2 separate regions of the Homo sapiens genome follow, and region 1 is linked to region 2. A link is a loop called in an ENCODE intact Hi-C map of the cell type or tissue named here. Cell type or tissue: CD4-positive, alpha-beta T cell. All regions are shown on one strand. Links, peaks and the distances in the headings refer to the core of each region. The heading gives the core; the rest is flanking DNA. Region 1 overlaps CLTC (clathrin heavy chain). Region 2 overlaps RPS6KB1 (ribosomal protein S6 kinase B1).

Region 1 (13,626 bases), core at 5,627-13,626, 260 kb before region 2:
TATTTATTTATTTTATTTATTTTTTTTTTTGAGACAGAGTCTCTCTCTGTCGCCCAGGCTGGAGTGCAGTGGTGCGATCTCGGCTCACTGCAAGCTCCGCCTCCTGGGTTCACGCCATTCTCCTGCCTCAGCCTCCCGAGTAGCTGGGACTACAGGCACCCACCACCACCCTCGGCTAATTTTTTGTATTTTTAGTAGAGATGGGGTTTCACGGTGTTAGCCAGGATGGTCTCGATCTCCTGACCTCGTGATCCACCCACCTCGGCCTCCCAAAGTGGTGGGATTACAGGCATGAGCCACCACGCCCGGCCTCCTCTCCCTCTCCTTCTGCCTCTCCCTCTCCTCCTCTCTCCCCCTCTTTCTTTCCCTTTCCCTCTCCCTCTTTAAAGAGATAGGTTCTCCCTCTGTTGCCCAGGCTGGAAGGCAGTGCTGTGATCATAGCTCACTGCAGCCTTGGAACTCCTGGGCTCAACTGATCCTCTTGCCTCAGCCTCCAGAGTAGCTAAGAGTAGGTAGGACTACAGGTACATGCCAGTACGCCTGGCTACTTAAAAAATATTTTAGAGACAATGTCTCACTGTGTTGCCCTGGCTGGTCTTTTTTTTTTTTTTGACACTGAGTCTCTCTATTGCCCAGACTGAAGTGCAGTGGCGCAATCTCAGCTCACTGCAATCTCTGCCTCCTGGATTCAAGCGATTCTCATGCCTCAGCCTCCCGAGTAGCTGGGATTACAGGCACCCGCCACCACACCTGGCTAATTTTTGTATTTTTAGTAGAGTTGGGGTTTCGCCATGTTGGTCAGGCTGGTCTTGAACTCCTGACCTCAAATGATCTGCCCACCTTGGCCTCCCAAAGTGCTGGGATCACAGGCGTGAGCCACCATGCCCAGCCCAGGCTGGTCTTAAACTCCTGGCCTTAAGTGATCCTTCTGCCTCAGCCTCCTCTGTGGCTGGGATACAGACACATACCACTGCACCTGGCTAGTGTATAACATTTTTATTTGTATTTTTATTTGAGACGGTCTCGCTCTGTCACCCAGGCTGGAGTGCAGTGGCGCAATCTCAGCTCACTGCACCCTCCACGTCTCGGGTTCAAGTGATTATTGTGCCTCAGCCTCCCATGTAGCTGGGATTACAGGCGCGCACCACCCCACCTGGGTAATTTTTTTGTATTTTTAGTAGAGACAGGGCTTCACCGTGTTGGTCAGGCTGGTCTCGAACTCCTGACCTCAAGTGATCCACCTGCCTCAGCCTCCCAAAGTGCTGAGATTACAGGCATGAGCCACTGCACCCAGCTGTGTATAACATTTTTCTTTTAGAGACGGAATCTCACTCTGTCGCCCAGGCTGGAGTGCAGTGGCACCATCTCGGCTCACTGCAACCTCCGCCTCCGGGGTCAAGCAATTCTCCTGCCTCAGCCTCCCCAGTAGCTGGGACTACAGGTGCACACTGCCATGCCTGGCTAATTTCTTCCGTATTTAGTAGAGACAGGGTTTCACTGTTTTGCCCAGGGTGGTCTCGAACTCCTGAGCTCAGGCAATCCACCCACCTCGGCCTCCTAAAGTGCTAGGATTACAGGCATTAGCCACTGCACTTGGCCTATAACATTTTAAAAGAGAAAAAAACTGCTCATTTAGATAGTTACATAAATTCAAAAGTAGAATCGTTTTATTTCTCTTTGGCCTGCAAAACATTATCTCAATATGGCAAGTACCTAGAGTTTGACTTTGTCTGTGGTAGGTTTCTTAGATGTGAGAAAATGAGACTGGGATTACATTTGTAAGCCACTGCACCAGTGCACTTTCTGCATATCAGCAAGAAAGCTGTTAGGTTTTCTTATCATTCATGTGTTCACTGGAGTAGCACTTTAATTTCCTTCAAGAATTTTCCTTTGTATTCACAACTTGGCTAGGTCAAAAGGCCCACCATTCAGCCTATCTTGGCCTTGGACATGTCTTTTTCACTAAACTTAAAATTACTTCTAGCTTTCGATTTAAAAAGAGAGGTAGAACACATAGAGGCAATTGTAGTTATTATATTGGCCTAATATTGTTGTGTCTCAGGTAATAGGGAGGCCTGAGGAAAGGGAAAGAAACGGGAGAACAGCTGGTTGGTGGAGCAGTCAGAACACACACAATATTTATCAGTTCAGTTTGCTGTCTTATGTGGGTGCAATTCATCACACCCCAAAATAATAGTTACATCAAAGATGACTGGCCACAGATCAACATGACAGATACAATAATGAAAAGGTTTGAAATATTGTGAGAATTAATGAAAACGTGACACAGAGACACTGAAGAGAGCACATGCTGTTGGAAAATAGTGCCAATAGGCTTGCTCGATGCAGGGTTGCCATAAACCTTCCATTCGTAAAGATTCATCTGCACTGCAAAGTGCAGTAAAATGAGGTATCCCTGTAATACGTAAACTGTGCTATCTAAGTTTTGAATTGTCTTTCCTCTTATCAGTTTCATGTTATATAAGAGCTTGGGATATCCATATTTAAATGTGCTGTAGAAATGAAGGAAACTTTAAATATTAGCTTATAATTTTTCAAATAACCCTCTTGTTCTGGAATTTTACCATCTCTAAAATGGAATTAGACTGAATGTTTTTATTTTCTGTTTGTAGATTCATTATTTTACTAAAGTGTTGATTTTCTTTCTGTAGATCAGTGAAAAGCATGATGTGGTGTTCTTGATAACCAAGTATGGTTATATCCACCTCTATGATCTTGAGACTGGTACCTGCATCTACATGAATAGAATCAGTGGAGAAACAATTTTTGTTACTGCACCTCATGAAGCCACAGCTGGAATAATTGGAGTAAACAGAAAGGGACAAGTAAGGAAACCTTGAAACTTAAGCAATAAAATAAGATAACCTGATGAGTTGGGAACAATCCTGTCCTTTTGAGAAATTACTCCCCAAGATTAAAAAATAGAAAATAAACATATTACTGTTAGTTTTTTTCCAAAAAGTAAATAGTAACTTTGGATATTAGAAAATAATATATATCAAAGCACGATGTAAGCTGATAAAAAAGAAAATAATATATACCTAAAAATAGAGATGTGTATGAATACAAAGTCTCTCTTTAATCCTGTCTCAGAGAAACTGGTTTATAGCCATCTAGGACTGTATAGATGCATTACTGTCAAAAGAAGTGATTCCCCATGCAAAGAAACAATTTAGGGTCATATTTGACAGACTATTTTTTTAAGGAATTTTCTGTTATCTCCAAGGCAGAGCAATTATCAACTACAGGGAAAAGAATTCTACCTACATCCCTTTTCCTAGCTCCTTAATTAAGCATTACTATTACATGTTAGAAGGTGATATGTTTCAGTACCTCTTGTGGGATGCCTGGAAAGCTAATCAGTTTGGTAGGAAAAATATTATCCGTTCTAAATTTGTCATTTTTGAAAAACCTCTTCATACCATCTAGCAAGTGATTCTTTATCTGTCATCTTATTATTTTAATTTTTTTTTTTTTTTTTTTTTTCTTGAGATGGAGTCTTGCTCTGTCACCCAGGTTAGAGTGCAGTGGCATGATCTCAGCTCACTACAACCTCCACTTCCCGGGTTTAAGCAATTCTCTTGCCTCATCCTCCCAAGTAGCTGCAATTACAGATGTGAGTCACTGCACCCGGCTAATTTCTGTATTTTTAGTAGAGGCGGGCTTTCACCATTTTGGCCAGGCTGGTCTCAAACTCCTGACCTTGTGATCCACCCGCCCCAGCCTCCCAAAGTGCTGGGATTACAGGCGTGAGTCACGGCGCACAGCCTATTTTAATATTAATAAGAATATTTTACCAGGAGCTATGTTAATTTTCTGAAAAATGGCTAAACATTTTAAAAATACTGTTACTGGTCTTGCCTTTTACTCATTTTCTTCCAAATTAGTATTTTTCCCAGATAATAAGCAAAGGAAGTAGATAGATTTTGTTTCTCCTTCATTCAGTTAATTTTTGAAAAATGTTATGTATATGAAGAGACAATTCCTCTAGGGAAAGGGAGTGCATCCCTACCTACCCATGCCCCACCTTAACTCCAGACCTGGTTAGGTGCTTTTGCTCTGTACTCCTAGAACTTAGGGCTTTCTCCTCATAACATTTACCATACTTATTAAAATTGCTCGCTAAGCTGTTGCAGTCACTATTCATCATTAGAAAAAGGGATTGTCTTTAGTAAATTATATTTCTAGCACCAGTCAGTGTCTGGGACAAAAGCAGTTTTAAAAATTCAGTAGCTTTCAGATATTCAGTTATGAGTGTCTTGCTTAGAAAAATCAAGAATAAGGCTAGGCTCAGTGGCTCATACCTGTAATCCCAGCACTTTGGGAGGCCGATGCGGGCAGATTGCCTGAGCTCAGGAGTTCAAGACCAGCCTGGCCAACATGGTGAAACCCTGTCTCTACTAAAAATACAAAAAGTTAGCCGGCTGTGGTGGTGCATGCCTGTAATGCTAGCTACTCGGGAGGCTGAGGCAAAAGAATCACTTGAACCTGGGAGGCGGAGGTTTCTATGAGCTGAGATCGCGCCACTGTACTCTAGCCTGGATGACAGAGCAAGACTCTGTCTCAAAAAAAAAAAAAAAAAGAAGGAAAATCAAGAATATATTGGTCTTTTGGTGAACTAGATTAGTGATAATTTAATAATCATGAAGTTGTGAAGCCAGGGGCTTTTTTTTTTAAACTCTTAATTAATTAAAAAAATAAAAAAAAAGACAGGGGCTGGGCACAGTGTCTCACGCCTGTAATCCCAGTACTTTGAGAGGCTGAGGTGGGTGGATCACCTGGGGTCAGGAGTTTGAGACCAGCCTGACCAATATGGTGAAACCTCGTCTCTACTAAAAATACGAAAAAAAATTAGCTGGGTGTGGTGGCAGGTGCCTGTCGTCCTAGCTACTTGGGAGGCTGAGACAGGAGAATTGCTTGAACCCATGAGGCAGAGGTTGCTGTGAGCCAATATTGTGCCATTGCACTCCAGCCTGGGTAACAGAGCGAGACTCCGTCTCAAAAAAAAAAAGAGAGAGAGCGCCAGGGTCTTGCTATGTTGCCTAGGCTGGTCTTGAACTCCTGGGCTCAAGCGATCCTCCTGCCTTGGCCTCCCAAAGTGCTAGGATTACAGGCATGAGCCACCACGCCTCGCCACTTTTTGTTTCTGCTGTTGTGCTGTTTTAAGATAGCGCTTAACCTTAAATAATTTCATGACACATTCTTGGTGTTCATAACTCTAATTCTGGGAACTTGTTGATTGTTACTTTCCCTTCCTCCCAAATTTTATGTGCCAGCTACTTTGAGTAAAGAGATGAGTATTTACAGTAACCTTAGGGCTTTCTTCTACTCTTTGCTAAAGTCTACCAACTTGGCATATTCCCTGAAGGAATGAGTAAGTGGCTTCTATGGGTTGAAAAAGCAAAATCAATTAAAGTGATATTATAGTCAACATCTGACTTAAATTCTTAATTTGATAGAACTGAGTACTTTAGAAGACACTGGAGCCTTTTCTGTTTCCTGTAGCAGATCTTACTAAGGACTGGTTGCTAGAAATCTGCTAGAACAGTCTTTAAGTATGATAACGATAAAACTGTGGATTCAGTATGTGGGGAAACCTAAGGTAAGATTTGAGTTAAGGTTGGGGCTCAGGAATGCAAATAACTATAAAGAAAGTAATTATTACTTCCTTTAAATAAGCCTTGAGGATGGAGGTCGGACCTATAGAAGTAAAATCTTGGAGGTTGAAATTTCTTCATTTTCCCTGAAAGGAGTAGTAGAATTGGCAGGGCAGACTGTTACCTATCTATCTATTTGGTTCACTGAGTTCTCAAGTATTTTTCAATTCTTACTGATTTGGGGACAGAAATTTCCTATATTCATTTATTCAACAAATTAAATACGTTTTATGCTATACTAATTGCATATTGCTAGTAATACAGTTAAACAAAGACAAACCCCCTTTCCTCATGTGAACAGTAACTGAGAAAAAATTATACAATTATATTAGGTTGAGAAGTGCTGTTGGGGTAATATGAGTAGTTTATAAGCTAGGGCATATGACTAGTTCTGCACTGGGGAATGGGATGGATGGGTAGAGAAGGACTCCCTTTCTCTATGGCAGTTGACAGTAGTTCAGCTTTTGGGGCAAGCCAGAAAATATTCTGTGGCATTGAGAGGTTTGAGGGTAGGTAATTTTCCAAACAAGCAATTAGAAATTGGCCTTTACTGATATTATTATTATTTTATTTTTATTTTTTATTTTTAATTAATTTTTTTTTTTTTTTGAGACAGAGTCTCCCTCTGTTGCCCAGGCTGGAGTGCAGTCGTGCCATCTTGGCTTACTGAAACCTCTGCCTCCTGGGTTCAAGCGATTCTCCTGCTTCATCCTCCCTAGTGACTACAGGCGCGTGCCACCATGCCCGGCTAATTTTTATATTTTTTTTTTAGTAGAGGTGGGGTTTCACCATGTTGGTCAGGCTGGTCTTGAACTCCTGACCTCATGATCCACCTGCCTTGGCCTCCCAAAGTGCTGGGATTACAGGCGTGAGCCACTGCACCCGGCCTATTTTTTCAAGCACCTACCATGTTCCTTGTATTATGTTAGCTGCTTGAGGATTCAGTGGTCCCTCCCTTCATTGAGTATATAATCTGCTCTCTAGGAATGAAAATGTAATTAACGAAAATTACCAAAAAATTCTTGTAAAGAAAAATCCTAAAATTAAAAGGAGTATACCTTAAACAACTTGCAAGTGAACCCTAAATGTCATTTAGATATCATAGCTTCTTCAGTGTCATTTTCTGTAGGTTATCAAGATTGAAGTCCTCAAGAAGTTTTAAATTATGTGGAGTTGTCTTTCAGAGCTCAATTAAGTGGGAATGTTAATTTTTGATACTGACTGTGTTAAGAATGAATAGATGGTATCAAAGCAGTTAGTTTGGACAATGAAGTAAGTTATTTAGATTATAGAATAGCCATATTTTAGGAACCACATAATGGCCTAACACCCTATGACATTTGTTTTCAAATCTCCTTAATTTTTTTTCTCCTTGTCTTCCTTCCTTTCATTATTTTTTAATGGCAGCAAGAAAACAGCTGTCACAATTTCATTACCTTTGTGACTCAGTATTAACCTGTTCTAAACAGATTTGGTATCATTTGTATCCAAATGAACACATTGCAGCTACATTTTATTCTTTAAATTGCAGGTTCTGTCAGTGTGTGTGGAAGAAGAAAACATAATTCCTTACATCACCAATGTTCTACAAAATCCTGATTTGGCTCTGAGAATGGCTGTACGTAATAACTTAGCCGGTGCTGAAGAACTCTTTGCCCGGAAATTTAATGCTCTTTTTGCCCAGGGAAATTACTCGGAGGCAGCAAAGGTGGCTGCTAATGCACCAAAGGTAAAGAGTTATGAAAATGAAGTTGTCATGACATTAATCCATTGTTAATATTCTGTTTCTTATATTACTAGAAAAGGAACCAGCTTCCTACAGATAAACTGTTTTTAGATTACATTTGGGTTACATTTTCCTTTAGTAGAATTCCTTGTCAATGCCTCTAGATTTGGTTAATTTTCTCTGGATTTGATTAGTTTTTTAAAACCCAGATTGTTAGAAGGATATGTGGGTCTAGCAAGCTTTTGATTTACATAGATGTAGTAATGTTTAGTCATTTAGGTGTTATACTGTTTGACCTCATAAATGATAGTTACTGATTTTATTTCCATAACTTGGACATGAAATACATACTGTCCAATTTTATAGTGGGTAGAGCTGTCAAAATTAGGCTGAATTTATTCTTATCACTTTTGATGTTAGTTTATGGTGGACTGAATTAACACCTTACATTCCTGACCAATATTCATTATGAAATTTGTACTTAATTTAATATGAACTTGGGATAATACTTAGCTATAACTGTTTTATGATTATAACTATTCTCTTACACACTGACATTGTAATTTAAGTTGATGTATTTTTGATTCTGGATAATTTTTTTTTTTTTCCAAATTCTGGATAATCTTATAACATTGAACCAGGGGTATGAAAGACAGTGACTAAATATTTACTCCAGATGGTAAAGATTTGAAACTTCCTAACTTGATGTTAATAGATGGATTCATTCCTTTAAGATTGACCTAAGAGATTGATCTCTACAGGGTGTTTAGTGTGATGTTTGGATCACTTTCGAAGAGCGTTTAACATTTCTCCTTCTTACACTTTCGAAGAGCGTTTAACATTTCTCCTTCTTAAAGGGAATTCTTCGTACTCCAGACACTATCCGTCGGTTCCAGAGTGTCCCAGCCCAGCCAGGTCAAACTTCTCCTCTACTTCAGTACTTTGGTATCCTTTTGGACCAGGGACAGCTCAACAAATACGAATCCTTAGAGCTTTGTAGGCCTGTACTTCAGCAAGGGCGAAAACAGCTTTTGGAGAAATGGTTAAAAGAAGATAAGGTACGTTAAATTATGTTGACATAATCTTGCTTTGGTTGCATTAAATATGATATTGGCAAGTTAAAATCATTTAGGCTGCACCACAATGTCTCCATTACTGCTGGTAGAAACAGAACAAAAACACACATTGCATAAGATGGATTCACTTATTTCCTTTTGAAAAAATATATATTTTTTCGCCGGGCATGGTGGCTCAGGCCTGTAATCCCAGCACTTTGGGAGGCCATGGTGGGTGGATCACCTGAGGTCAGGAGTTTGAGACCAGCCTGACCAACATGGAGAAACCCCGTCTCTACTAAAAATACAAAAATCAGCTGGGCGTGGTGGCAGGTGCCTGTAATCCCAGCTACTTGGGAGGCTGAGGCAGGAGAATCACTTGAACCCGGGAGGTAGAGGTTGCAGTGAGTTGAGATTGCATCACTGCACTCCAGCCTGGGTGATAGAACGAGACTCGGTCTTAAAAAAAAAAAAAAAGTTGGATCTTAGTAAGACAGGATGGCTATCTAATTAGCAATGAGATACTGTTTCCCAGAGATTTCACAGAATGTTAGTTGGTGTTACATGGAAAAATATTTAACTTGGTTTCTTGAAATTTATTTAAATATGAACCTTTTCTAAATGTTAACTAGCTTTCTTTACTGTAGGTCTTCTCCATGCCTTTTATATTCACTCAGTACTTATTTCTCTTTACAGAGAGCATATAATGGTAGTATGTTTTCCTGAGCACATTATTCCTTATGTGGAATAGTGACTGAGAAACAGCCAAAGGATGTTGTTTGTTTCTAGGATAACAAACAAGTTTTAGCTGTCCATTAGTGTTAATTCCTTTCACACCACCACATAAAAAAGCCTTTCTCCTCAAAGTTGTAGTATGGAATTGCCATTGTCAAGAACTGAAGTAGTATTGTTTAAAGCACTCTGAATAGTGAATAACATTTAATGTTATTATTCTTTCAGCGTTAGTATATGTTAGGACTGTTTTTATATTATTAATTCTAAGTCCTTGTTTCTTGACCCAGTTTCTGGCAATCTTGTAAGATACCAGAGAATACTACATCAGATTTGGGATACTTGGACAGGAGTCTCTGATGAAGAATAGCCACACTAGCGAGTATTTGAGGTCCATCCTAATTGATTAAGATAAGGCAGGGCTGAGTTTGGTGGCTTACGCCTGTAATCCCACTACTTTGGGAGGCTGAGGCAAAAGGATCACTTGATGCAAAGAGTTTGAGACCAGCCTAGGCAACACAGCGAGACCTTATTAAATAAATACACAATATTTTTTAAAAAGATAAGGGAGGGTGAGAACAGCCAAGGTAACTGAGTTGACCTACGTAACAGGGTGAAAGCTTTTTAGGTATCATTATCCTTTTCTGTGAACAGTCATATGGGACCATTTGTGGTATTAATAAAAGAGACATTAATCAACTATTCATTAGCATGTTCAGTTAAGATTATCGACTCTGATACAACTTTTTATTTTTGGCACTAAATATCATTTATAAGAGCTAGTCCCCAAAGTAGAAAATCTACTATAGTATGTAAACCAGAACTCTTAGGAAATGAATTTCCAGATTGGGCAGCTGAATGAGTAAGGCAGACTGAATAACACAGAAGACAGTATCTGCCTGTATACTACCTAAAAATTCTTAAGAGTGTCCTTCCTGCCCTATAAGCTTAAATCCAAGTCAAGAAGATAGTGGTGCTTAGATCCCTCAGACATATATAGGTTACACTGTGAGTTTAATAACTGTCCTTATGGTAAACCTCATCTGGCTCCTTCATTATCAAATTTTCAGTTGATAACATTACATTAAAAGTTGCTTTTTGTTTTTGAAAAATTGGGGCCATGTGATGTGAGTCTGATATCTGAATATTCTTAGTAGCTAGAAGTACAAGAGGTACAAGATTGTACTTTGAAGTACTTAAATCCTTAACAAGGTAGTTGATAGTATCTATAAGATTGCAGTCTTGGTGAGCTTTTTATCGTTAAACAGGATTTGTGGAGAATTCTACTGAGACATTGCTGTGAACACAAGATTAAGAGTCTACCAACCACAACCCCTGCATATTTATAATATATTCTGTGAAACTAAGTACCTTTCATACTAGTTATTACTTATAGTGGACATAGTGTCAACTGCTCATTTCTAAAACAGTTCATGGATCACTAAACAATCTCTTTTTCCTTTGGACAGCTGGAATGTTCTGAAGAACTGGGTGATCTTGTGAAATCTGTGGACCCTACATTGGCACTTAGTGTGTACCTAAGGGCTAACGTCCCAAATAAAGTCATTCAGTGCTTTGCAGAAACAGGTCAAGTCCAAAAGATTGTTTTATATGCTAAAAAAGTGAGTTCAATGAAACACATTCTCAGCATGAATTCATTGAAGCATTGACAGAGAAATTAGCCTGTATTAACTCTTGATTACTTTAATAGTGAATTTCCTTTCATTTTGATTTACTTTGAAATGTATAAAAATTCTCTTACCCCTCATATCAAATTCATACTTGTTAAATTGAGAAAATTACTTTTGCATGGCTTATCAGAATTTCAGATAGCAGGCACGTTTAACATGTTAGAACAAACTTTTGAAATATTCATTTATTGAAAATGGATAAGCCAGGCCAGGTGTGGTGGCTTGCGCCTGTAATCCCAGCACTTTGGGAGGCCAAGGCAGGCAGATCACTTGAACTCAGGAATTTGAGACCAGCCTGGGTAACATGGTGAAACCTTGTCTTTACTAAAAATACAAAAAAGTAGCCAGGCGTGGTGGTGTGTCTGTGGTCTTAGCTACTCAGGAGGCCAAGGTAGGAGGATCACTTGAGCCCAGGGGGCAGAGGTTTCAGTGAATCGAGATTGCACCTCTGCACTCCAGCTTGGATGACAAAGCAAGACCCTGTCTCAAAAAAAAAAAAAAAAAGAAAAGAAAAGAAAAGAAAATGGATAAGCCAGTTATAAAAATTGACAGATGTTTGTTCAAATATGTCATCACCAAGGTCTAACTGGGCACCTTAAATTGAAAATGAATTTGTGCTTTCACCAGTAGTTCTATATTAGTGAGATTTTATAGTAGAAAAAGTCTTTAAATGCTATAAAATTGAAACTTAGGAGCAGCGTTTAAGTCTTTGTTTGTTTATAGGTTGGATACACTCCAGATTGGATATTTCTGCTGAGAAATGTAATGCGAATCAGTCCAGATCAGGGACAGCAGTTTGCCCAAATGTTAGTTCAAGATGAAGAGCCTCTTGCTGACATCACACAGGTAATGTGATTAAAATATATTTTGTAGAAGCTGATTGAAATGGAGAGTGGGGGCCAGCCATGGTGGTTGACTTGGGAGTCCAAGGTGGGAGTATTGCTTGAGGCCAAGAATTCAAGACCAGTCTGGGCAACATTGTGAGACCCTGTAACTACAAAAAATTTAAAAATCAGCTGCATGTGGTGGCACATGCCTGTCGCCCCAGCTACTCGGGTGGCTGAAGTGGAGGGATAGCTTGAGCCTGGGAGGTCGAGGCTGCAGTGAGCTATGATCGTGCCATTGGACTCCAACCTGGGCAACAGAGTGAGACTCTCAAAAAGAAAAAAAAAAAAGGAAAACTTACAGTTTGTAGAAATTAAAGCTTTGTCACTCTATATGGATAAACCTCAAATGCCTTGCAAAAAAAGCAAGTTGCAAAAGAATGGACAGTATGAAACCATCTGCATGTAGTTTTAATACATGCAAAACAAACATCTTATTTAGAGATGTATGTGTATTAAAAATATGAAAAATACATGGGGATGATAAAACAGGATAGTGGTTGCCACTGGGTGTGGGGAGAGGGAAGAGATGCATTTGTAAGTGTGAGTCAGAGTCCTTCATATTTATGCTATTGGTTTTCTAAAGTTCATAAAAATAAAGGTCTGTCAGGCTGGGTGCGGTGGCTCAGGCCTGTAATCCCAGCACTTTGGGAGGCTGAGGTGGGCAGATCACCTGAGGTCAGGAGTTTGAGACCAGCCTAGCCAATATAGCGAAACCCTGTCTCTACTAAAAATAACAAAAAATTAGCTAGGTGTGGTGGCAGACGCCTGTAATCCCAGCTACTCAGGAGCTGAGGCAGGAGAATCGCTTGAACCCGGGAGGTGGAGGTTGCAGTGAGCTGAGATCGTGCCATTGCACTCCAGCCTGGGCAATAAGAGCGAAACTCTGCCTCAAAAAAATAAAATAAATAAATAAAATAAAATAAAGGTCTGTCGGTTCAGTTGTATTCTGCTGTTATGTAATATCTTGAAATATTTTGTAGTTGTTTTTATCAGAACTCAAAATAACTATGATCCCTAGAGGACAAAAATTTGTTCTTAAGTGTTTATATTGTCCAAATAAAATTCTCAGGTAAAGAAAGAGTTCATGCATAATTTTGTCTACATACTCTCCATAGTATCTTAAAACAATTTCTTTTAAATCTTTTTTTGTAGATTGTAGATGTCTTTATGGAATACAATCTAATTCAGCAGTGTACTGCATTCTTGCTTGATGCTCTGAAGAATAATCGCCCATCTGAAGGTCCTTTACAGACGCGGTTACTTGAGATGAACCTTATGCATGCGCCTCAAGTATGTGTTTTAATGCTTTTTAGGCATGTTTCCAACATTGTTTTAGTAATTGTGCAGCGCCTCTCAGATTGTTATGCAAAGCTACTGAGGGGCCTACTCCTTATTAAAGAAAATGTAGCTATTATAATATTCTTTTGTACTTTAACAGTTCACTATTAAACCTTAATCTGTAATACGGATATTGAATTACTCATGTAAGTGGAGTGGACAATAAACTTGCCTTGTTTGTGGTTTTACAGGTTGCAGATGCTATTCTAGGCAATCAGATGTTCACACATTATGACCGGGCTCATATTGCTCAACTGTGTGAAAAGGCTGGCCTACTGCAGCGTGCATTAGAACATTTCACTGATTTATATGATATAAAACGTGCAGTGGTTCACACCCATCTTCTTAACCCTGAGGTATTTCAGTTTCTTACCTAATAGATGGTGTTAGTTGTGATTAATAGGTACACTGAAAATGTGTTTGTGGTACTAAATATTAATAATTTCATACCACCATGAGGTTCAACATTATTTCATTTATTCATTCATTCATTTATTTTGTCTTGTAGTGGTTAGTCAA
Region 2 (16,768 bases), core at 6,816-14,815:
CCAAACTGCTGGGATTACAGGCACGAGCCACTGCGCCTGGCCTACTGCTATCTTTTTTTTTTTTTTTTTTTTTTTTATTGTGACAGAGTTTTGCTCTTGTTGCCCAGGCTGGAGTGCAGTGGAGTGATCTCGGCTCACCACAACCTCCGCCTCCCAGGTTCAAGTGATTCTCCTGCCTCAGCCTCCCTAGTAGCTGGGATTACAGGCATGTGCCACCACGCCCGGCTAATTTTGTATTTTTAGTAGAGATGGGGTTTCTCCATGTTGGTTAGGCTGGTCTCGAACTCAGGTGATCTGCCCGCCTTGGCCTCCCAAAGTGCTGGGATTACAGGCATGAGCCACCATGCCCAGCCAACTGCTATCTTTTTAATTCAGCAGTTTTCAATTTTTTTTTTTAGACGGAGCCTCACTCTGTTGCCCAGGCTGGAGTGCAGTGGCGTGATCTCAGCTCACTGCAACCTCCACCTCCCAGGTTAAAGCGATTCCTCTGCTTCAGCTTCCTGAGTGTCTGGGATTACAGGCGCCCACCACCACACCCGGCTAATTTTTGTATTTTTAGTAGAGATGCGGTTTCGCCATATTGGCATGCTGGTGTCGAACTCCTGACCTCGGGGGATCGGCCCGCCTTGACCTCCCAAAGTGTTGGGATTACAGGCGTGAGCCACCGAGCCTGGCAGTATTAACTTTCTTTTATGCGAGTTAAGGATTTGTTTCTTGTTTACTTCACCCTCCTTTATCCTCATCCTCTCATTTTGTTTTGCTTTCTTTGAATCTACTATTGTCCTCTGATGTCTTCCAACAACTTTGTAAAACACCTTTCAGTCTAATGTTCTTTGATCAGGCTTATAAGATAATCTATCAGTTCCATTTATTTCCCAGAGGCATATCTTAGGAACTTTCTATCCACCTGTTCCCATCTGGAGTGGTAGCTCTTTAGTCACAACTGTTATGACTGGACTCTTTCTTCACCACAACCCTGGAATCCTCTTGGCTCCTTCAGTGTTGGATCTTTTGTTTCCTGGATCCCATATCTTCATTTTTTCCCTTTTTCTTAGTTTATGTCCTTGTTTTGGTGACACTATACTAGTGGCTCCCTCAGACAAGGTATATAAAGATACATTTATAATAAAAATATATCCATATTGCATATTTGAGAATTTCTTTACATTTTTATTTACTTGATTGTTTATGTTATTGGAGTTGAAAATTATTTTCACTTAGAATTTTGCTCAGTTTTCTTCTATTCTTGAGAGTTTCTGTTGAAGTGCTTTGGCATTCTGATTCCCAGTCGTTTACACATGGCCTATTTTTTCTGTGGAAATATTTAAGATTTTCTCTTTATTTCTGATCTAAGTTTTTATAGTGATGTGTGTTGCTTTGACTTTGATTATTATTTTTATTTAGTTAGTTTTTGAGATAGGGTCTCGCCCTGTCACCTAGACAGGAGTGCGGTGACACAATTATAGCTCAGTGCAACCTCAAATTCCTGGGCTCAAGCTATCCTCCCACCTCAGTCTCCTGAGTAGCTGGGACCACAGACACGCACCACCAGGCCTGGCTAATAAAAAAAAATGTAGAGATGGGCACTCACCATGTTGCCCAGGCTGGTGTTGAACTCCTGGGCTCAAGTGATCCACCCGCCTCGGCCACCCAAAGTGCTGGGATTGGATTACAGGTATGGCCCACTGCGCCCGGCCTATTTAATTAAATTAATTAATTTATTTATTTTTAAGAGACAGGGTCTCACTCTGTTTCCCAGGCTGGAGTGTGGTGGTGTGATCATACTTCACTGTAACCTGTAACTCCTGGGCTCAAGCGATCCTCCTGCCACAACTTCTGAGTAGCTAGGACTGCAGATGCATGCCACCACGCCCAGTTCATTTTTAAAATGTTTCGTAGAGACAAGGTCTTCCTGTGTTTCCCCGGCTGGCCTGGAACTCCTGGCCTCAAGCAGTTGTTCTGTTTTGGCTCCCAAAGTGTTGGGATTACAGGCATGTGCCACTGTGCCCAGCCTATTTTTATTCTTTTAATCTTAAAGCTTTAGTCTTTCAGTTCTAGGAAATTTTCTTATGTGATTTATTTGGTAATTTCCTTCCCACTGTTTTCTCTTCTTGGAATTGCAATTAGTTGGATGTTGGATCTCCTGGACCGATCATCTAATTTTTCTTATCTTTTCCACGTTTCCATTTCTTTGTCTTGTTTACTTTCTTCTACTCAATTTTTTTTTGAGATGGAGTTTTGCTCTTGTTGCCCAGGCTGGAGTGCAATGGCGCAATCTTGGCTCACCGCAACCTCCGCCTCCTGGGTTCAAGCGATTCCCCTGCCTCAGCCTCCCGAGTAGCTGGGATTACAGGCATGTGCCACCATGCCCGGCTAATTTTGTATTTTTAGAAGAGACAGGGTTCCTCCATGTTGGTCAGGCTGGTTTCGAACTCCTGACTTAGGTGATCCGCCCGCCTTGGCCTCCTGAAGTGCTGGGATTACAGGCGTAAGCCACTGTGCCCAGCCATTTGACTAAATTTTTTTTTAAAGCTGTTGTATTTGTGATTCTCCAGAATTCTTTCTGTTGTTTTTGTTTTATAGCAACCTGTTTAATGAGTATAATATCTTCTCTTACCCCTCTGAGAGTTTTATTTTTTTTTAATGTTTATTATTATTTTTTTGAGACAAGAGTCTCACTCTGTCGTGCAGGTTTGAGTGCAGTGGTGCGATCTTGGCTCACTGCAACCCCTGCCTCCTGCGTTCAAGCGATTCTCCTGCCTCAGCCTCCTGAGTAGCTGGGATTACAGGTGCCCGCTACCACACCTGGCTAATTTTTGTATTTTTAGCAGATATCGGGTTTCATCATGTTGGCCAGACTGGTCTTGAACTCCTGACCTCAGGCAAAACGTCCACCTCGGCATCCCAAAGTGCTGGGATTACAGGTGTGAGCCACCACGCCCAGCCTCTCTGAGAGTTTAATTATAATTATTTGAAATGTTCTTTTGTTTTACGCATGTTCTTTTTTGACTTTCTGTTTTCTTTGACTTTGATTTAGTCAGTTTTAGTCACTTTGTTCCATGTTAGAGGCCTTCTTTAGATGTCTGGTGTCATTCACTGATTATTCTTTTTTTTTTTTTTTTTTTTGAGTTGGAGTCTTGCTCTGTCGTCTAGGCTGGAGTGCAGTGGCACAGTCTCGGCTCACTGCAATTTCCACCTCCTGGGTTCAAGCGATTCTTGTGCCTCAGCCACCCAAGTAGCTGGGATAACAGGCATGTGCCACCCTGCCTGGCTAATTTTTGCATTTTTAGTAGTGACAGGGTTTCGCCATGTTGTCAGCCTGATCTCGAACTCCTGACCTCAAGTGATCTGTCCACCTAGGCCTCAATAACCCATCCACTGCGCCTGGCCTGATTATTCATATTTAAGAGTAGAACTCTGAAAAGCTGATCAGAAGTTCTGTGTGTGTAAGCTTCTCTGCAGGGTAGTCAAGTGGTTAGCTGGCACTTGATCAACAACTTCAAATAATAGTGTCTGTAGGGCTGGGTGTGGTGGCTCACGCCTGTAATCCCAGCACTTTCGGAGGCTGAGGCAGGTTGATCACCTGAGGTCAGGAGTTCAAAACCAGCCTGGCCAGCTGGTTTGGGGGCGCTGAGGCAGGAGAATCGCTTGAGCCTGGGAGGTGGAGGTTGCAGTGAGCCAAGATTGCACCATTGTGCTCTAGCTTGGACAACAAGAGCGAGACTCCATCTCAAATAAATAAATAAGTAAATATTGTCTGTAGATCTTTTTTTTTCTGGGGAGGATCAGTTGGTGCTAAGAAAGTTCTGCCATTCATTTGCCTGGAAAAAGCATTCTGGAGCTGAGTGAGAGAAGATGGAGATCTTACCTCTCAACACGCGGACTTTCACTAAACTCGAGTTTTTACATTAGTACTTTACTCTGTGGATCTAATCTTTCACTTTTTTTTTTTGTCCCGGGGAATTTAACTCTCCTAGGGTTAGTTCTTCGACTTAGTATGGAGATGGGAGCCTTTTTGGTCTGTCTGTTCCTTACACAGACTTGTAGATGATCTCCCTGTTTTTAGCACTCCACCTTCTGCCTTCTACAGTCTTCAGTTCCTTTAATTTTTTCCCTTCCTTCTAATTTTTCCTCTAATGTTTGAACCTTGCTGGGGTTCTATAGATAGATTCAACTTCTTTTGTGTATTCCCCTTTGCAGGCACTTAGGTTTGATCTTACCCCACTCTGCTACATCATGGACCATTGCTTTATCCCCACTCTGTCTTTTCAGGTGTGGGATTCCACATGTCTTCTAGTTTTACTGATGGATTATGTGTGTGTTTGTTTTCTTATTCTTGTTTGGGATTGATTACTGAAAAGATTCCACTGTCTTTTTTTTTTTTCCTGGGTTCAAGTGATTCTTCTGCCTCAACCTCCTGAGTAGCTGGGATTACAGGTGCCCGCCACCACACCCAGCTAATTTTTGTATTTTTAGTAGAGACAGGGCTTTGCCATGTTGGCCAGGCTGGTCTCGAACTCCTGACCGCAGGTGATCCACCCTTCTTGGCCTCCCAAAGTGCTAGGATTACAGGCATGAGTCACTGCGCCCGGCCTCCACTGTCTTAAAACAAAAGTTCCAGTGGAGAACTACTTTAAAGACAATCAAAGTGACTTTTTAAAAAAATTATAAGACTTGTAAAACTTTGGTCCTTCTTGCTGATTTTTATTTAAGCAGTATAAATGACTCCTCAGTTTGAAAGCTGAGGAACAAATACTGTGACCACAATTTTATTGGTAATTGTCTTTAAAAAGCCATCTAGCTATTCTTCACATCAGTTTCTTCTTCAGTGGGTTGACATTGATATCAGCTATTTGACTTTCCTGTTGGAATTGTTTTAGATTAATGATTTTTTAATCTGTAAAACATGTTAGGTATAGAATTGAAGGCAGCATAATAGTGCTTGTCCCAGAAATGTGAAAAGAAGTACTGGTCAAGATTTCTTCTTTTATTTGAAACAGAGTCTCACTACATCACCCAGGCTGGAGTGCAGTGGAGCGTTCTCAGCTCACTGCAACCTTTGCCTCTTGGGTTCCAGTGATTCTAGGGCCTCAGCCTCCCAAATAGCTGGGACTACAGGTGTGTACCACCACGCCTGGCTAATTTTTGTACTTTTGGTAGAGACAGGGTTTCACCATGTTGGCCAGGCTGGTCTCAAACTCCTGACCTCAAGTGACCGCCCACCTCAGCCCCCTAAAGTGCTGGAATTATGGGCGTGAGCCACTGCGCCCAGCCTCTGGTCAAGATTCTTAACTGATTCATTCCTTGTGATGTGTTATTTATGTCGGATAATCAGGCCTGACCATATTAGGCATAATTAGATCTTGGGTGAAGTATGTTTTTGGCACAGGTATCTAGTGAAAAAAAGAGTGCTTGTTTTTTTTCCCCACTCATGGTGGGTGGGGTGGTATATTGGGAAATCCATAGACTTAATTACTGCTAAGTGTCAGGCCTCATTCTGGGGCCCAGGGATCCAGGACCTAAGCTGTTTGCCTCTGCTTTTGCTTGGTTGCCATTGTTTCCCATTCTTGGGGTTCTTTTCTTAATCCTGGCTAGAGGATCTGATACTGTCTCCTTCCTTGTCCTTGAAAGCAAGCTCATAGCAAAAATAATGAAAATAAAGATGTCATTAGGGTTAAGTTCAGGGCTTTCATTTCTAAATCCCCAAGTAAGATGACTATAGGCTCCCTTTGAGTTCCTTCCTTCTGATTTTAATTATCCTGGAGGCAGAGTACTAACCCCTCTGACCTGAGTGTGTGGTAAGTGTATACCTCTTCCCCCAGACTTTAAGATGAAATCAGAGTAGAACCAGGTATCCCCTTAAGTGAGTTGTTTCAATCTGGACATTCTGTCTGGATTTATTAGTTCTCCTGGGACTGTTTACTTCTTATAGGAATGGTACCATTCAGGTATTTGCTTAGAGTGGAATAGTGAGGAAAAGACTATCAACAGCCATCACCCGACCCTACCAGTTGCAGCAAAAATATACCATGGAAGCAAAATACTATTGCCTACGGCATTAGTTCACCTCCCACTGTACATTTTAGAACCTTTGGCCAAAGGTGTTCTCCACCTCTGAAATATTGCGGTTTCATAGAACAATAACTTTCTCACTTTTGACTTACTTGATTCCTACAATGCCTGTTTTTTGGCCCTAAGCCCTTTAGTTAATAAATTTTAGTTAATAAATTTTCCTCATGTACAATTTGAGAGTTAACTGCAGATTTCATAGCACTTCACCCCTAATTTCATCTATACATCTCCTAAGAATAAGGGCATTTTTTTTTTTTTTTTTTGAGAAGCAGTCTCACTCTGTTGCCCAGGCTGGAGTGCAGTGGTGCAATTTTGGCTCACTGCAACCTCCACCTCCTGGGTTCAAGCGATTCTCCTGCCTCAGCCCCACAAGTAGCTGGGATTACAGGTGCCTCCTACCACGCCTGCCTAATTTTTGTAATTGTAGTAGAGACGAGGTTTCACCATGTTGGCCAGGCTGGTCTCAAACTCCTGACCTCAGGTGAGCCGCTCTCCTCGGCCTCCCAAAGTGTTGAGATTACAGACTTGAGCCTCCGTTCCCGGCCTCTTTTTCCTTTTGTAGTTAACAAGTGATCTGTGGAATGATAGAAACGGTGTGAATATTCTGTCCTATAATAATCTTTACTTAATGGTTTTATCTGGATTGTTTCTTGCCCAAATATTACTGTACTGTAGTGATTATAAAATGGAGACTTTTCTATTTTTTCTGTATTTTTTCTATATTGTCATTAGTCTGTAAAGATTTTTTTATACTCCTTTTTTTTTTTTTTTTTTTTTTTTTGAGATGAAGTCAGGCTGGAGTGCAGTGGTGTGATCTCAGCTCACTGCAGCTTCTGCCTCCCGGGTTCAAACTATCCTCCTGCCTCAGCCTCCAGAGTAGCTGAGACTACAGGCGTGCGCCATCGCGCCCAGCTAATTTTTTGTATTTTTAGTAGAGATGGGGTTTCACCATGTTGGCCAGGATGGTCTCGATCTCTTGACCCCGTGATCTAGCCACCTTGGCCTCCCAAAGTGCCAGGATTACAGACGTGAGCCACTGCGCCTGGCCCTATACTCTCTTTTAAAAAAATTTGTTTGTTTTTTTTTTTTGAGATGGAGGTTCACTCTGGTGCCCAGGCTGGAGTGCAACGATGTGGTCTTGGCTCACTGCAACCTCCATCTCCCAGGTTCGAGCAATTCTCCTGCCTCAGCCTCCTGAGTCGCTGGGATAGGTGCGTGCCACCATACCCAGCTGATTTTTGTATTTTTAGTAGAGATGGGGTTTCACTATGTTGGCCAGGCTGGTCTTGAACTCCTGACCTCATGATCTGCCCGCCTCAGCCTCCCAAAGTGCTGGGATGACAGGCATGAGCCACCGCACCTGGTCTTTTTTTTTTTTTGTGAGACAGGTTCTTCCTCTGTTGCCCAGGCTTGAGTGCAGTGGCATGATCATGGCTCACCACACCCTTGGACACCAGGCTGCCTCAGCTCACTGCAACCTCTGCCTCCCAGGTTCCAGTCATTCTCGTGCCTCAGCCTCTGGAGTAACGGGAGTATAGGTGTGTACTATCACACGTGGCTAATTCTTGTATTTTTAGTAGAGATGAGGTTTCTCCATGTGGGGCAGGCTGGTCTCAAACTCCTGGCCAACATGGTGATCCGCCTGCCTCGGTTTCCCAAAGTGCTTCATATTGTTAGCCCTAATTCTAGTCCAATTCCATAGCGTTCTTTTTTATTTTTATTTTTTTATTTTTGAGATGGAGTCTCGCTTTGTCCCCCAGGCTGGAATGCAGTGGTGTGATCTCGGCTCACTGCAGCCTCCACCTCCTGCGTTCAAGCAGTTTTCTGCCTCCGCCTCCTGAGTAGCTGGGATTACAGGTGCCTGCCACCACGCCCGGCTAATTTTTGTATTTTTAGTAGAGACGGGGTTTCATCATCTTGGCCAGGCTGGTCTTGAACTCCTGACCTTGTGATCTACCTGCCTCGGCCTCCCAAAGTGCTGGAATTACAGGTGTTAGCCACCGTGCCCGACCACATTCTTCTTTCAGTTCATATTTGGATATCCTTTTTTTCTACAGTGAGAAGAACTCTGGTAACAACATAAACGCACTCATTTGTTCAGTTGTACAATATGTGCATAATGAAAATTGTAATACCAATAGTATTTCCAGCTACAAACCTACTAAGTTTGATTTAATATTTCTTTGCAATTTTTTGTGTGCTTACATATAGGCCACTAAGGGTGTGCAGTCTAAAATTACTTAAATATCTTTTTCTCGCTGGGTGCAGTGGCTCACACCTGTAATCCCAGCACTTTGGGAGGCCAAGGCGGGCGGATCATGAGCTCAGTTCGAAACCAGCCTGGCCAGCATGGTGAAACCCCATCTCTACTAAAAATACAAAAATTAGCCAGGTGTGGTGGCAGGTGCCTGTAGTCCCAGCTACTTGGGAGGCTGAGGCAGGAGAATCACTTGAACCTGGGAGGCGGAGGTTGCAGTGAGCTGAGACCATGCCACTGCACTCCAGCCTGGGTGACAGAGTGAGACTCTGTCTAGAAAAAAAAAATCTTTTTCTCCTATATCTTTTTTCTCTTTCTCTTTCTGTGGTAAAGTTATTGGTGTAATAGTCAATTAAATTTGTGTATTCCTATTGTATTCAGTTGTACTTCCTACCCCTCATCCTTGTTGATTTTATTTTATTTTTGGAACTCATTAAACATTAATATGGTTCAAAAAGAAAAATCTACATTTTATAATTACAGTAATATTTGATTTAGGGAAGAAAAAAATGGATGATAAAACCATTGGGGTTTTACTCAGAAGGTATTCTCAAAAGTCTTATTTCTTTTCCTTCCCTTCCATTATCATTAGCTTTTAGTTTATCTTAGTTGTCTTCATTTTTGCAGGCATAAGCAGATACATATTATATATATTCTCATTTCCCCTTTCTTGTACAAAAGATAGCATAGTATCCATGCTGCTGTACTTTTAAGTACTCTTTTGTATCTTGTTTTTATAGAAATTTTTCTTATTTTTATTTTATTTATTTATTTATTTATTTATTTATTTTTTTGAGACGGAGTCTCACTTTGTCACCCAGGCTGGAGTGCAGTGGCGTGATCTCGGCTCACTGCAAGCTCCGCCTCCCAGGTTCATGCCATTCTCCCGCCTCAGCCTCCCAAGTAGCTTGGACTACAGGCACCTGCCACCATGCCCGACTAATTTTTTTTTGTATTTTTAGTAGAGATGGCGTTTCACCGTGTTAGCCAGGATGGTCTTGATCTCCTAACCTCATTATCCGCCCTCCTCGGCCTCCCAAAGTGCTGGGATTACAGGCGTGAGCCACTGCGCCCGGCTGATTTTTCTTATTTTTATAGCTTTGTTACATGTTGTGTAGATTCCATAGGTTTTGGGCCAATATCCTATGTCTGAGCATTTAGGCTGTTTCTAGTGTTCCACTTTCACAGATAATGTTGCAACCAATTACCTGTGTATTTGCTTTCCATATTACTTATGGAGATGTACCATCAGGGTAACTTCCTGGAACTTATACCTGGCATGTCTAAAACAGGGCATCATTTTCCCAAAACTTTTTCACTTTCTTTTGCCAATATTGAATGGCACCATTATCTGTCCTATTACTTATGCAGAAATAAAGGTATCATCATTTCTTCTCATAACTAGTTTGTCAGCAAATGCAAATTATGTATTAGCCTTTCATTTTTTTCTATCTTCATTTTCTTATAGATCTTCTTAGTTGGTTTATTATACTAGCCTCCTAACTAGTCTCATTTCTTTCCTAATACTCCCTACTGCTACTAGATGTGTCTTTCATAAAGCCAAAGGTGTGTTCATTTCACCCAGACCTTCCTTTGCCCAGACGTTCCATTTCCTGGCCTTTGCCTACTTCTCTAGCCTAATCTCTAACCACTTCTAACCATACCAAACTACTTGTAGATTTCCCAGACGTATTCTGTCCTCTTTTGCACTGGAATGCCTTTTTTTTACCTTCTACATTTCTTTCTTTCTTTTTTGTCTTTTTTTTACCCTTTTTGTGGAGAATGGGGTCACGCTTGTTACCAGGCAGATCTCGAACTCCTGGGCTCAAGCGATCCTCCTGCCTCTGCCCACCTAAGTGCTGGGATTACAGACATGAGCCACCACGTCCAGGCCACATTTCATTTTAATAACTTTCAAGCGAGACTTTCTGCTAGGTCAGATGTGGTTCCCCTGTTTACCCTTACCATCCTGCACTTGCCTACATTGACTTGTCTTTTTTTCCCTGAGACTTTGGGCTCCTGTCGACTTTTAGACTCCTATGGACAGGGCATTCCTTCTATTCTGCTTTCTTGGCACAGCCTGGAGGATGGTAGACACTCAATAGTTTGTGAATATATGAATAAACTTGATCTGATTACAGATTTCTTTTTTAAAAAGTCTCTTTAGGTAATTCACTTACGTGTTCACTGCAAAAAATCCAAACTGCACAGAGGCATATATAAAGTGAATGTTTTCCATTACCCCATCTCAGTTTCTAGTGGGAACTATGGTTAATAGTTCAATATTGGCAGGAAAAACACAAAATAGATTTTAGAATAAAATAGATTATAGAATAAAAATGTTCACTATTTTGTTCTTATAGATGATCTCTTTTCCTTTAGGCAATGATAGTAAGAAATGCTAAAGATACAGCTCATACAAAAGCAGAACGGAATATTCTGGAGGAAGTAAAGCATCCCTTCATCGTGGATTTAATTTATGCCTTTCAGACTGGTGGAAAACTCTACCTCATCCTTGAGTATCTCAGTGGTCAGTACACAGAGTTTGGTGTAATTATTTGCATTTGCTCCAGAAACTGGGTCAAAATGTTATTTTTCAATGGAAGAATACTTTTTCCCATTATGATCAAATAGTGCTTAAAATTGATGAGTACACTGAAGTACAAAATTCAGATGTGACCAAATGTTTCTATTGGCAGACAAATATGGAGGAAACTAAAGATTTTTTTCCCTCATCTGTAAAATTTTATTTTAATTCCTTTGTAATCACTCACTTAACAGAAAAACGAATACCTAAGTGATGCAGAGCCATCAAATTGTAGTGGGGTAAGATACTGTAATTTAAATAATTGGGAAGATTATTTAACATACTGACTATTTTTGGAATTGGGTCTTTAAACAAGAGTTTTTAGTTTAATGTAGCCTTAGTGATGGGGTATGTAGCTTATAATGGAAATCATCCATATTTGCCAGGGCCTACCACCTCGTAGGAACTTGTTGATTCCATATCATTTCTAGATCACAGGTGTCTATTTATTTTTTTTTTTGAGATGGAGTTTCACACTGGTCGCACAGGCTGTAGTGCAATGGTGTGATCTTGGGTCACTGCAACCTCTGCCTCCTGGAGTTCAAGCGATTCTCCTGCCTCAGCCTCCCGAGTAGCTGGGATTACAGGCATGTGCCACCACGCCTGGCTAATTTTTGTATTTTTAGTAAAGATGGGGTTTCACCATGTTGGTCAGGCTGGTCTCGAACTCCCGACTTCAGGTGATCCACCTAACTCGGCCTCCCAAAATGCTGGGATTACAGGTGTCAGCCACTGCACCCGGCCACAAGTATCTATTTCTAGCAAACACAGTTCAGTTCTCTGAGAAGGATTTTGCAGTAACGTGTAACATGGAACAGAAAGCTACAGAATGTAGCAACTGTTTTGTGACTATTGCCATTGGAAAAACTTTTTTTTTTTTTTTGAAGATGGAGTTTCGCTCTTCTCTCCCAGGCTGGAGTGCAGAGGCGTGATATCGGCTCACTGCAACTTCCGCCTCCCAGGTTCAAGCGATTGTCCTGCCTCAGCCTCCTAATTAGCTGGGACTACAGGCATGCGCCACCACACTTGGCTTTTTTTTGTATTTTTAGTAGAGCTGGGCTTTCACCATGTTGGCCAGGCTGGTCTTGAACTCCTGACCTCAGGTGATCTGCCCACCTTGGCCTCCCAAAGTGCTGGGATTACAAGTGTGAGCCACTGTGCCCGCCCGGAAAAACTTTATTTTGACATAATTTCATACTTAACACAAAAAGTTTTAAGAGTAGTATAAAGAATTCCTATGCCAGGCTCAGTGGCTCATGCCTGTAATCCCAGCACTTTGGGAGGCCAAGGTGGGCGGATCATGAGGTCAGGAGTTTGAGACCAGTCTGGCCAACATAGTGAAACCCTGTCTCTACTAAAAATAGAAAAATTAGCTGGGTATGGTGGTGTGCTCCTGTAATCCCAGCTACTCGGGAGGCTGAGGCAGGAGAATCGCTTGAACCTGGGAGACGGAGGTTGTGGTGAGCTGAGATCGCGCCAGTACACTGCAACCTGGGCAACAGAGCAAGACTCAGTCTCACACACACACACACACAAAATAAAAGAATTCCTATATATTTCTCACCTAGATTCCCCAGATGTTACCATTTCACCACATTTATTTTGTTTTATCCTATGTATATGTATATATGTGTATACATATATACATGCATGCATACATAATTGTTTTGAACTGTTTAAGAGAGTGTTACAGACATGATTTCCCTTTACCCCTAAAATTTCAGTGTATGTTTTCTTTCTTTTCTTTTCTTTTTTTTTTGAGATGGAGTCTCACTCTGTCGCCCAGACTGGAGTGCAGTGGTGCAATCTTGGGCTCACTACAACCTCTGCCTCTCGAGTAGCTGGGATTACAGGCACCCACCACCACGCCCAGCTAATTTTTGTATTTTTAGTAGAAATGGGGTTTCACCATGTTGGCCAGGCTGGTCTCGAATTCCTGACCTCAGGTGATCCGCCCACCTTGGCCTCCCAAAGTGCTGGGATTACAGGTGTGAGCCATTGCACCCAGCCTATTCAGTGTATATTTTCTAAAATCAAGGACAGTATCTTACATAACTATACTAAAATGATCAGAAATAGGAAATTAACATTGATGCAATTATAACTCTTCTTAGTTTCCTTTAATCTGGAACATTTCCTCAGTCTTTCTTTGACTTTCATAATGTTGACATTTTTGATTAGGACAGGCCAGTTAGTTTGTAGAATGCTTTGGGTTTAGCTGATGTTTCCTTAGTATTAGATTCAGGTTATGCAATTTTGGCAGGACCATTGAAGTGACATTGTGTCCTCCTTAATGCATCAGATCAAGAGGTACATGATATTTATATCTTTGTCCCATTACTTGTGATGTTAACTTTGGTCACATGTATAAGGTGGTGTCTGCTGATTTTTTCCATGGTGACGTTTTTGTCTTTGTAATTAATAAGTATCTTTTGAGGAGATACTTTGAGATTATTTAAATATCTTTCATCAAGCTCTCATGTTCAGTTTTGTTGTTTTTTTTTTTTTTGAGACGGAATCTCACTCTGTTGCCCGGGCTGGAGTGCAGTGGCACGATCTCAGCTCACTGCAACCTCCACCTCCCAGGTTCAAGTGATTTTCCTGCCTCAGCCTCCCAGGTAGCTGGGATTACAGGCATGCACCACCACACCCAGCTAATTTTTTTATTTTTAATAGAGATCACCCCTGACCTCAGGTGATCTGTCCGCCTCGGCCTCCCAAAGTGTAGGGATTACAGGCGTAAGCCACTGCGCCCAGCCCACATTCAGTTTTGACATCCATTGAATCTTGCCTGCAACAATTAATTGTGATGTTTGCCAAGTACTTTTTCTTATTCCGTCACGTCTTCTTCATTTATTACTTGGGATTCTACTGTAATAAAGAACTTTCTCTTCTTCCCCCTTTAAAACATTTATGTATTCATTTATTTATGTCATTGTGGACTTAGGGATCCTAATATCATTCAATGTGATATAACCTTTTATTATCATTATTTATTTTGATACTCAAATTGTGCCATGTTTTTTACTAGGCCAGTGCCAGGTTTATTCTGTTTATTTAAGGGTTCTGAAAATACGAAATATGAGCATTCACTAAAATTAGTGAGGGTGATTTAATTGTAGACTATCATTTTTCTACCTATGGGTAAAATGTTAAAGAGTCTTTAATCAATATATATATTTTTTAACCTCAGGTCTGGAATCTACAGATATTTTAAAGTTTGTAGATATAAAACCTGGAATTCCAAGCCAGTTCTAGTTTTTAAATATATGTGTGTCACAGAAGAATAAGAATGCTACTAAAAATAGAATCCTGAGGACTTAGTTTTAAAACCTATAATTTTTAGGATCTGTTTTTCATTTTTAAGGGGCTGATGTCTTTTAATTATGGTTAGAAGGAAAGCACAAACTCTCTCATTAGAAGTGGGTTGGAAATAAATATTGTTTTATTTATAATGTTTTTTCTTTTTCTTTACAGGAGGAGAACTATTTATGCAGTTAGAAAGAGAGGGAATATTTATGGAAGACACTGCCTGGTAAGTGAACTTTTTGTGGTTGCATAGATTCAGGTAATTACAAGCAAAGCCCCATTCCCACTATGGGCAGCCACATGATTCAGTAAATTGAGCTGGAGCCAGTCACTCACTCAGGACCTCAAGGGGGAGAAGCAGTTTTGGGACTGGGCAGCTATGGAGGTCACATCATTCCTTTGCCCTTAGGCTTGAGTGGAACGCTCTTCACACCAGTTGTTCCTAACAGAACCATTCTCATTGCGGCTTTCTTTCCTTGAATTGGTAAGCTGCCTGCCTTGGCTGTGGGTGAGTGTGGTTTCCCAGTGAACCTTTATGTGTGGAACAATGGAAATTATCAGAAATCATCCCTTTTTTTTTAGGCTTTCTATTTCTCAAGGTACAGTCTTAGGGAGGTGATAAACCTGGGCATATCATCTGTAGATTGATTATGTAGTCAGGGTGGGATTTACCCTCCTATTTCTAAACATGTCATCTGCTTCAAATTAAAAATATGCACATCCTTTTGTGAAGCAACAATATTGGGTCACAATAAATCAGTTTATCCTACACATTAATTTAATAGAAAACAACACTTAAATGTTTTTTTCTACCTTGATTACCAAAACTGCATTCCATTGTTTAATTTCAGGCCTTTTCTAACAAAGAAGCTGCATTTAAGAGCCTTAGGGATGAAGTGCCCTTTTTTGGAGGAGGCTCACTGAGCCGTGTTGGAGGCTGTGTTTGTGGTCGTGCTGGCTGTGAAACTGCCTCAGTCCTCTAGGACACACCCTCTCCATCCTGGAGTAATCTGCAGGATTGCAACATTGTTATGCAGCCAGTATTGCAGTGCCTTGTGCTTTTCGAATCCAGACAGGGTTGATTCAGCCCTTTATTCTTTTGAGGTAGATAAATTTGGGTGTCACACAGTTTATAGTTGTGGGCTGGCTGGCAGGTGGGAGGGCAGATACTGTGGGCCTCAGCTGTCTATAAATATGTAGCTGTATTAAGTAAGGGATGAGTGGGCTTCTAAGGGTCAGGTTATAAGATACCTTTTGAAATCAAGATGTGATCTCTGAGAATAACAAAGTTCCTATTTCCTATGGGATTTTAAAGTTGGGTGTGGATGGGAGAAATTTGCTTGAAATGAATGGCTATTAGCTTAATTCCTACACAGACAGAACAAAACATGACCAATGGCAGTTTAGCATATTCTGGACATCTTTGCAATTTTAGCAATATATTCTAATGGCAAAATAAAGCACTTTATAGTTTCACTAAAATGAGTGAAACATAAATGTCCCCATGCCTTTTGGCAGCATCCTATGCCATCTCTTTTTCCAATACATCCCCCTACCCCACTAATTTGGTCTTTGGTGCATGTCTGTTTCTTTCAAGGAATTTTGCTCCATACGTAAACTGCTTTGGATAGATTACACTCTTTTTAATTTTATTAAATCACTTTTGTTTCCAGCTTTTACTTGGCAGAAATCTCCATGGCTTTGGGGCATTTACATCAAAAGGGGATCATCTACAGAGACCTGAAGCCGGAGAATATCATGCTTAATCACCAAGGTGGAGACATACCGTAAACAATTCTATAGTAAATAATCATCTTAAAATCCTCCCACATAGGTCGTGGCCATTTTCAAAGCCCCAAATTCATCTCTCTATTTTGTATATTTCCTCCCTCAGAATTCATGGCATCATAGTACTTGCTGATATTTTAAGTCTTTAGGTAATTACGCTTGGTGAGAGTAAAAGAAGTTGAGGATAATAGTCGCTCAACTGCCTTTTTTAGTTTAATCCTTACTCTTTATAGTTTTTCATGTTTTTGGAATCTTTACATCAAATGTTGTATAATGTTTTAGACTGTAAAAGCCAGTCTAAACATTAATTTTGGCTTGTTACTTAAATTGAAAAGTGAATCTCAATTATATAAGTTGAGTTTTAATAATGAAAATATGTAAATATTGGCTGGGCACAGTGGCTGACACCTGTAATCCCAGCACTTTGGGAGGCTAAGGTGGGTGGATCACCTGAGGTCAGGAGTTCAAGACGCCTGGCCAACATGGTGAAACCCCATCTCTACAAAAATACAAAAAAAAAAAAAAATTAGCTGGGCATGATGGTGGGTGCCTGTAATCCCAGCTACTCAGGAGGCTGAGGTGGGAGAATCGCCTGAACCCAGGAGGCGAAAGTTGCAGTGAGCCAAGATCGCGACATTATACTCCAGCCTGAGTGAAAAGAGCGAGACTCCGTCTCAAAAAAAAAGAAAATATGTGAATATTAGAAGCTATGCTTCTTACAGTAGGTTTTATTAATGCTGGGAAAAGGATTGAAA

The links. A loop is a pair of places that touch in the nucleus more often than their neighbours do. Peaks named below come from ENCODE experiments on the same cell type or tissue, not always from the same donor. Only the 100,000 strongest peaks of a DNase experiment are listed, where the experiment ranks them.
Region 1: it touches region 2 in a loop (3-fold over the local background); 4 of 110 quality-filtered maps call a loop at or near these places.

The regions. Positions count from the first base shown.
Region 1 is chr17:59,653,182-59,666,807 of GRCh38, forward strand. It overlaps CLTC (clathrin heavy chain), which reads left to right. Exons shown (of 32, transcript NM_004859.4): 6 at 2,673-2,846; 7 at 7,210-7,407; 8 at 8,262-8,462; 9 at 10,661-10,813; 10 at 11,606-11,728; 11 at 12,922-13,059; 12 at 13,299-13,463; 13 at 13,616-13,626. Among named protein-coding and RNA genes, the nearest start is that of CLTC, 40 kb to the left of the region's middle. In CD4-positive, alpha-beta T cell, for the core only: no CTCF peak of the experiment used is centred there; no DNase peak of the experiment used is centred there.
Region 2 is chr17:59,915,724-59,932,491 of GRCh38, forward strand. It overlaps RPS6KB1 (ribosomal protein S6 kinase B1), which reads left to right. Exons shown (of 15, transcript NM_003161.4): 5 at 10,712-10,859; 6 at 14,394-14,451; 7 at 15,899-15,999. Among named protein-coding and RNA genes, the nearest start is that of RPS6KB1, 31 kb to the left of the region's middle. In CD4-positive, alpha-beta T cell, for the core only: no CTCF peak of the experiment used is centred there; no DNase peak of the experiment used is centred there.